2 separate regions of the Homo sapiens genome follow, and region 2 is linked to region 1. The links are chromatin loops, found by intact Hi-C in ENCODE. Cell type or tissue: PC-9. All regions are shown on one strand. Each heading gives the region's core, and the rest is flanking DNA. Links, peaks and the distances in the headings are about the cores only. Region 1 overlaps LOC105369890 (a long non-coding RNA gene). Region 2 overlaps LOC105369890 (a long non-coding RNA gene).

Region 1 (2,828 bases), core at 180-2,679:
ATTTACATAAACATGTAAATTATATATAATTTACATAAACATGTAAATTATATATATAATTTACATAAACATGTAAATTATATATATAATTTACATAAACATGTAAATTATATATATAATTTACATAAATATGTAAATTATATATATATAATTTCTATAAATATATAAATTATATATATAAAAAGACAAATGGCTAAACTGTTTAATATTATATGTATTAAATATTATATACATATATTATATACATATTATATATAAAATTTATATTTATATTATATATAATATAAATATATATTATATATACATATTATATATGTTATGTATTATATATAACATGCATATATAATATATAATTATATATATAAGATTATATTACATATTATATAAATAATTATATACAATTATATATTTATATAATTGTATATAATATAAATATATATTATAAATATATATTTATATTATATATTAATATTATATATTTATATTATATATTAATATTATATATATTATATATGATATATAATATTTATTATATATCATATATAATATATAATCTATCATCTATCATATATCATATATATGATATATATCATATATAACATATATGATATATAATATAATATATGTTATATATAATATATTTATATATAAAGACAAATGGCTAAACAGTTTAATATTTTATATATAATATATACTATATATTATATATTTATATAGTTTTTATATATTATATACAACATATATAATATATAATGTATATTTTATATATTATATACAACATATATAACATATAATATATATTTTATATATAATATATATTTAAAGACAAACGGCTAAACTGTTTATTATATATAATTGTAATATATATTATATAATAATTATATATTTTTATATATTACATATATTATTATATAATAATTATATATTTTTATATATTATATATATTATTATATCATGTATAAATTATAATATATATATTTTTGAAACAGGGTCTCACGCTGTTGCCCAGGCTAGAGTGTGCTGGTGCCTTCCCAGCTCACTGCAGCCTTGACTTCCTGGGCTCAGGCAGTCCTCCCACCTATGCCTCCTGAGTAACTGAGAGCACAGGCCATTTTCATAATTACCTTCATTTTAGACTTAGGTTACTAGTCAGCTTAATTTATGCCATCACTACGTGAAGCCATGAAAATGTGTTATATTCTATTCTATTCCTCAGATGAAATTTTGGTGTCAAAAATGTTGACATTACGCATTCATTTGCTCCTTTAAAGAGGTTAAATACAAAGCCATTCTCTTTTACTTAATACAGGTACATATCCTAGAGTCTCCTTAGACAGGAAATAATTAAGCCCACTTGTCATCCTTACCAAATTAGTGCCCAGGAAAAGAAGAAATCCCAGGAGAGGATTAGTGCGAATTTAAATCAGATATACAGCTAATCCAGCACCCAAGCTAGGGTTTGCATTTCAATCAATCAAAGCACAGGGACTTGCATTTTGACACCAAATGCAGAAAGTCAGAGAGCTATGGTTAGGTCTTGGAAGGCTGCTGATATGGAAATGTCTCCTGTGAGTCATTCCACTCTGTGGTTTAAAGAAATTGAGGACTTTTCCCAAGGTGCTAAAGGATGTGGAAGTCATTCTCCCACCCACTGGGTGTGGGTGCAATCACCGATGCATCACTGGGTGTGGCTGGGTTATGATGCAACATAAAGTCCTAGCAGTGCAGTTGCTTGGAGTGGGCAAAATTCAGCCTCACTTCAGGATAACAGCATTCAGTAGTGGCTTTCTCCACCTCCCAAGAGCAGAAATAAAAGAGATTGTTAAAACGCAGAAAGCGGGAATGAACAATTTTCTCCCCCTTTTGTTTAAGGAGGGGTCTAGAAGACAGATGTAAGTGAAATGAATTATAAGTCTCAACCTCCTTCACTCTTATCTGGAGTGAATAGACTGCTTTGTCATACAGCTGCCTAAGGCTAATCCTCCACACTCCCACAATCTTCTCAGTCTACTGCCTGAGTACCTTTGAAGCCAGGATTTAAAATCCTATAAATAGAAACAGGATTACTGGTTGCAGACTGCTGAAAAACTTTAAATGCTTCCTGGAAAGTGCAAGGAAGGATGTACAATGGCATGAGAAGAGGTGAATGGGGAGGAGAAATGTAAATTTTTAAGAGAAATAGTAAACTCTAACTTAACACAGTATTTCAATAAATCTGACTTTTCTTTTTGTGACCCTAAGAGATTTTTTTGATTTTCATAATTAGAAATTGCATCCAGGCAAGGCGTAGTGGCTCACGCTTGTAATCTCAGCACTTTGGGAAGCCAAGTTGGGAGGATTGCTTGAGGCCAGCAGTTTAAGACCAGCCTGGACAACAGAGTGAGGCCCTGTCTCTATGAAAAAAAAAAAAAAAACACGACATATTTTAGTTAGCTAGGTATGGTGACACGCACATCAAGTTACAGTTACTCAGGAAGCTGAGGTGGGTAGATCACTGGAGCCCAGGAGTTTGAGGCTGCAGTACGCTATGATTTTACCACTGCACTCCAGCCTGGGTGACAGGGTGAGACTGCTTGTCAAAAGAAAGGAAAGAAAGGGAAGGGTGGGGGGGGGAGAGAGAGAGAGAGAGGGAGAGAGAGAGAGAGGAAGAAAGAGAAAGAAAGAAATTAAAAGGAAGGAAGAGAAAGAAAGAAAGAAAGAAAGAAAGAAAGAAAGAAAGAAAGAAAGAAAGAAAGAAAGAAAGAAAGAAAGAAAAGAAAGAAAGGGAAGGAAGGAAGGAAGAGAAAGAAAGGAAGGAAGGAAGGAAGGAAGGAAGGAAGGAAGGAAGG
Region 2 (2,828 bases), core at 16-2,515, 120 kb after region 1:
ATAAGTATACAACTAGTTCATCCACTACATAAAGGTGACTGGTAAGGTATCTTCCAACTTAGAGATTCCAATAGAATTCCTGAGATCAGTGTTCCCTGAAATATCTTGTTCCCATTGGATGGCCAGTCTACTTGCAAGAATGTTTTTTTAAAAAAATTGATTGGGAATAATTGCCTTTAATAATATCCACCCATCACTTACTGGAATGGAGATGGGAGAACTTATATTACTGAAGCTTAATTGCCTGTGATCTTCTCCTGAAGCATTTTAACTGCCACCTTTAGGCTGAAATTCTAAACTCTTTGGCTTCCATCTCCTACTCTTTCCTAACTCTCTGGTCACTCTTCCTCAGTCTCTTTTCTCTGGTTCCTTTTCCATGAATATTCCTTAATTATTGGTGTTCTTCAAGCTTTGTTTTGGCCTTCTCCCTTCTCACCCTGAATGGTATCATTGGATGACTGTGACTACAGATATGTGATGAATACAACCAGTAGGATGATAACTATCAAATTGTTTATTACCCGCCAAATCATCTCTACTTTGGCCTTGTTTCCAACTGTCCACTGCACACAGGGATCCTACTATCAGGCACTGCCTAAATTTGAACCTTATCTCCTGCCATGGCCTAGACGTAACCTAAGATTCAGATATGAATTATGTTTTAGTGAGAAAGCCTGAATATTAGCTCAAACTAACCCAGATTCAAATCCTAGCTCCACTGTTTACTTGCTGTGCCAAAACAGCCAAATTTTCCATTCCATTTGAACCGCATATTCTTAATCTTTGAATTTTGGGGAGAATTAAATAATTAAATCAATCTAGCTCAGCTCCTAACACAACTTAGTTGTTCAACAAATGTTGGTTCCTTTCTCTTCCTCTCCAAAAATGTTACACTACTTAGATTTTCTTAATCATGCCATGATTTATTTTCTACTTAACTGCGTTATTGCATGCGCTGTTCCCTTAGCCTAGAAGGCCCTCTCTTCACCTCCCCAACCCTCATGCCTGCCAGGTAAACTATTACACAACTTTAAAGAATGCAATTATCAGGAAATATTTCCTCAACAAGACCACACTGCAGTCAGAGCCAGGTACTCCTTCCTCCACGCCTTGGAAGCATTTTATTTTTGTGTCTATCACTTTATATCATAAATGTTTATTTATAGCTGTCTCCCCGACTAAGCTGTGAGCTCATTAAGAGTTCTAAGTAATCCAAATTGAGCAACAGAATGTTATAATTCCGAAGATATTTCAAACCACTGAGTTAATACAAGCAATCTAAATACATAATAATAAATACTATATTAATTAAACTAAATTTTGTAGAGACAAATTATTCAATTTCCATAGTAGGTACTGGAAACAGAAAGTAAACCTAGATATTGTCCCCACCCTCTGGTGTTGAGAGTGAATCTATTGTGTACAAATTTAAATTTTCAAGTGAAATAATATTTTAATCTGTATTTACTTGTTTTTTACAGAAAGTGATGCAAATGTTTCATGAATTTTAAGTTTCTCTTTAGATCCACTATGTTCATCACCAAGACTTGTACTATTTGTGTATGTCATCACATTTTTTAAACAAGTAATTAAAAAGCCAATAAGGAAATTTATTGGATCAAATAAATGAATGTGCAGCGAAGAATAAACATAACAGCTTCTCAAGCAAGTCAATAATATGATTGAGGACGTATACTCTTTTCTTCTCTCCAGTTTTGTGATTGCAAGATGATTGCCAGTGATAAGCCAGGCTACATGTTCCCCTTCCTCACATCTAAAGGGAAATAAAGCGTGCATCTTCCCCAACCACGGAACATAAGTCCTTCCTCAATCTGGTTTGGCCAAAAGGTCTCACATATTCAACCCTGAGCCATTAACTGGCTCCAGAGGAAAGTTATGAAATAATTGGCTTACTTCTGGGTTCTTAAGCAGTTGCTAGCAAGGGGAGTAGGATTCTACGATTGGATACAGCAAATCAAAGTTCACCTGGAAGCTGAGGTCAAAGTACACTAAAGCCACATACTGGGGGAGGGTAGAAAAGATGTTGGGAAGTCAAAGGCAACATCCACGTGCTACACTGTCATAATTAAGTCATAAGAGAAAAGGGTGGTGAATCTTGAGCACACACAGAAGCCCAGGGAAAATTATTGTGTTTTAACAGTTTATTAATGGTTCTTTATTATGGAGAAAAATGAACTGCATTTATATTATTTTACTTGATTAATTCATTTAGTATTTCTTCCTTACAATAAAATACATTTGCAGAGTGAATGTTTGTATCTTCCCTCCAACCAATTCACAGGTTGAAGCTCTGCCCTCTAGCCCTCTAATGTGATAATATTCAGAGGTAGAGTTCTGGGGAGGTAATTAGGTTTAGATGAGGTCATGGAGGTGGGGACCAAGATGGGATCTGTGCCCTGTCGTTTAAGTGATAGATTCTTTTTTTTTTTTTTTTTTTTTTGAGACGGAGTCTCGCTCTGTTGCCCAGGCTGGAGTGCAGTGGCTCGATCGCAGCTCACCACAACCTTTGCCTCCCAGGTTCAAGAGATTCTCCTGCCTCAGCCTCCCGAGTAGCTGGGACTATAAGCATGCACCACCAAGCCTAGCTAATTTTTGTGTTTTTAGTAGAGATGGGGTTTCTCCATGTTGGTCAGGCTGGTCTCAAACTCCTGACCTCGTGATCCACCTGCCTTGGACTCCCAAAGTGCTGGGATTACAGGTGGGAGCCACCATGCCCAGCCTTAAGTGATCAATTCTATGGTATTTTGTTATAGCAGCCAGAACATACTAAGACACAGAATGTGTGAAGTTTTTCTTTTTTTTTTAAA

What was found. Hi-C counts contacts between places; a loop is a spot of excess contacts. Peaks named below come from ENCODE experiments on the same cell type or tissue, not always from the same donor. Only the 100,000 strongest peaks of a DNase experiment are listed, where the experiment ranks them.
Region 2: a loop joins it to region 1, with 9 times the contacts of the local background. A loop is called at or near these places in 5 of 110 quality-filtered maps.

The regions. Positions count from the first base shown.
Region 1 is chr12:90,090,261-90,093,088 of GRCh38, reverse strand. All of the region lies in intron 10 of LOC105369890 (a long non-coding RNA gene), which reads right to left. Among named protein-coding and RNA genes, the nearest start is that of LINC02399, 140 kb to the right of the region's middle. RefSeq lists an enhancer at 1,408-2,010. In PC-9, for the core only: no CTCF peak of the experiment used is centred there; DNase peaks (open chromatin) are centred at 1,618 and 2,018; H3K4me3 peaks cover 690 bases; H3K27ac peaks cover 1,760 bases.
Region 2 is chr12:89,967,492-89,970,319 of GRCh38, reverse strand. The region is part of intron 6 of LOC105369890 (a long non-coding RNA gene); the gene reads right to left. Among named protein-coding and RNA genes, the nearest start is that of LINC02399, 21 kb to the right of the region's middle. In PC-9, for the core only: no CTCF peak of the experiment used is centred there; a DNase peak (open chromatin) is centred at 1,039.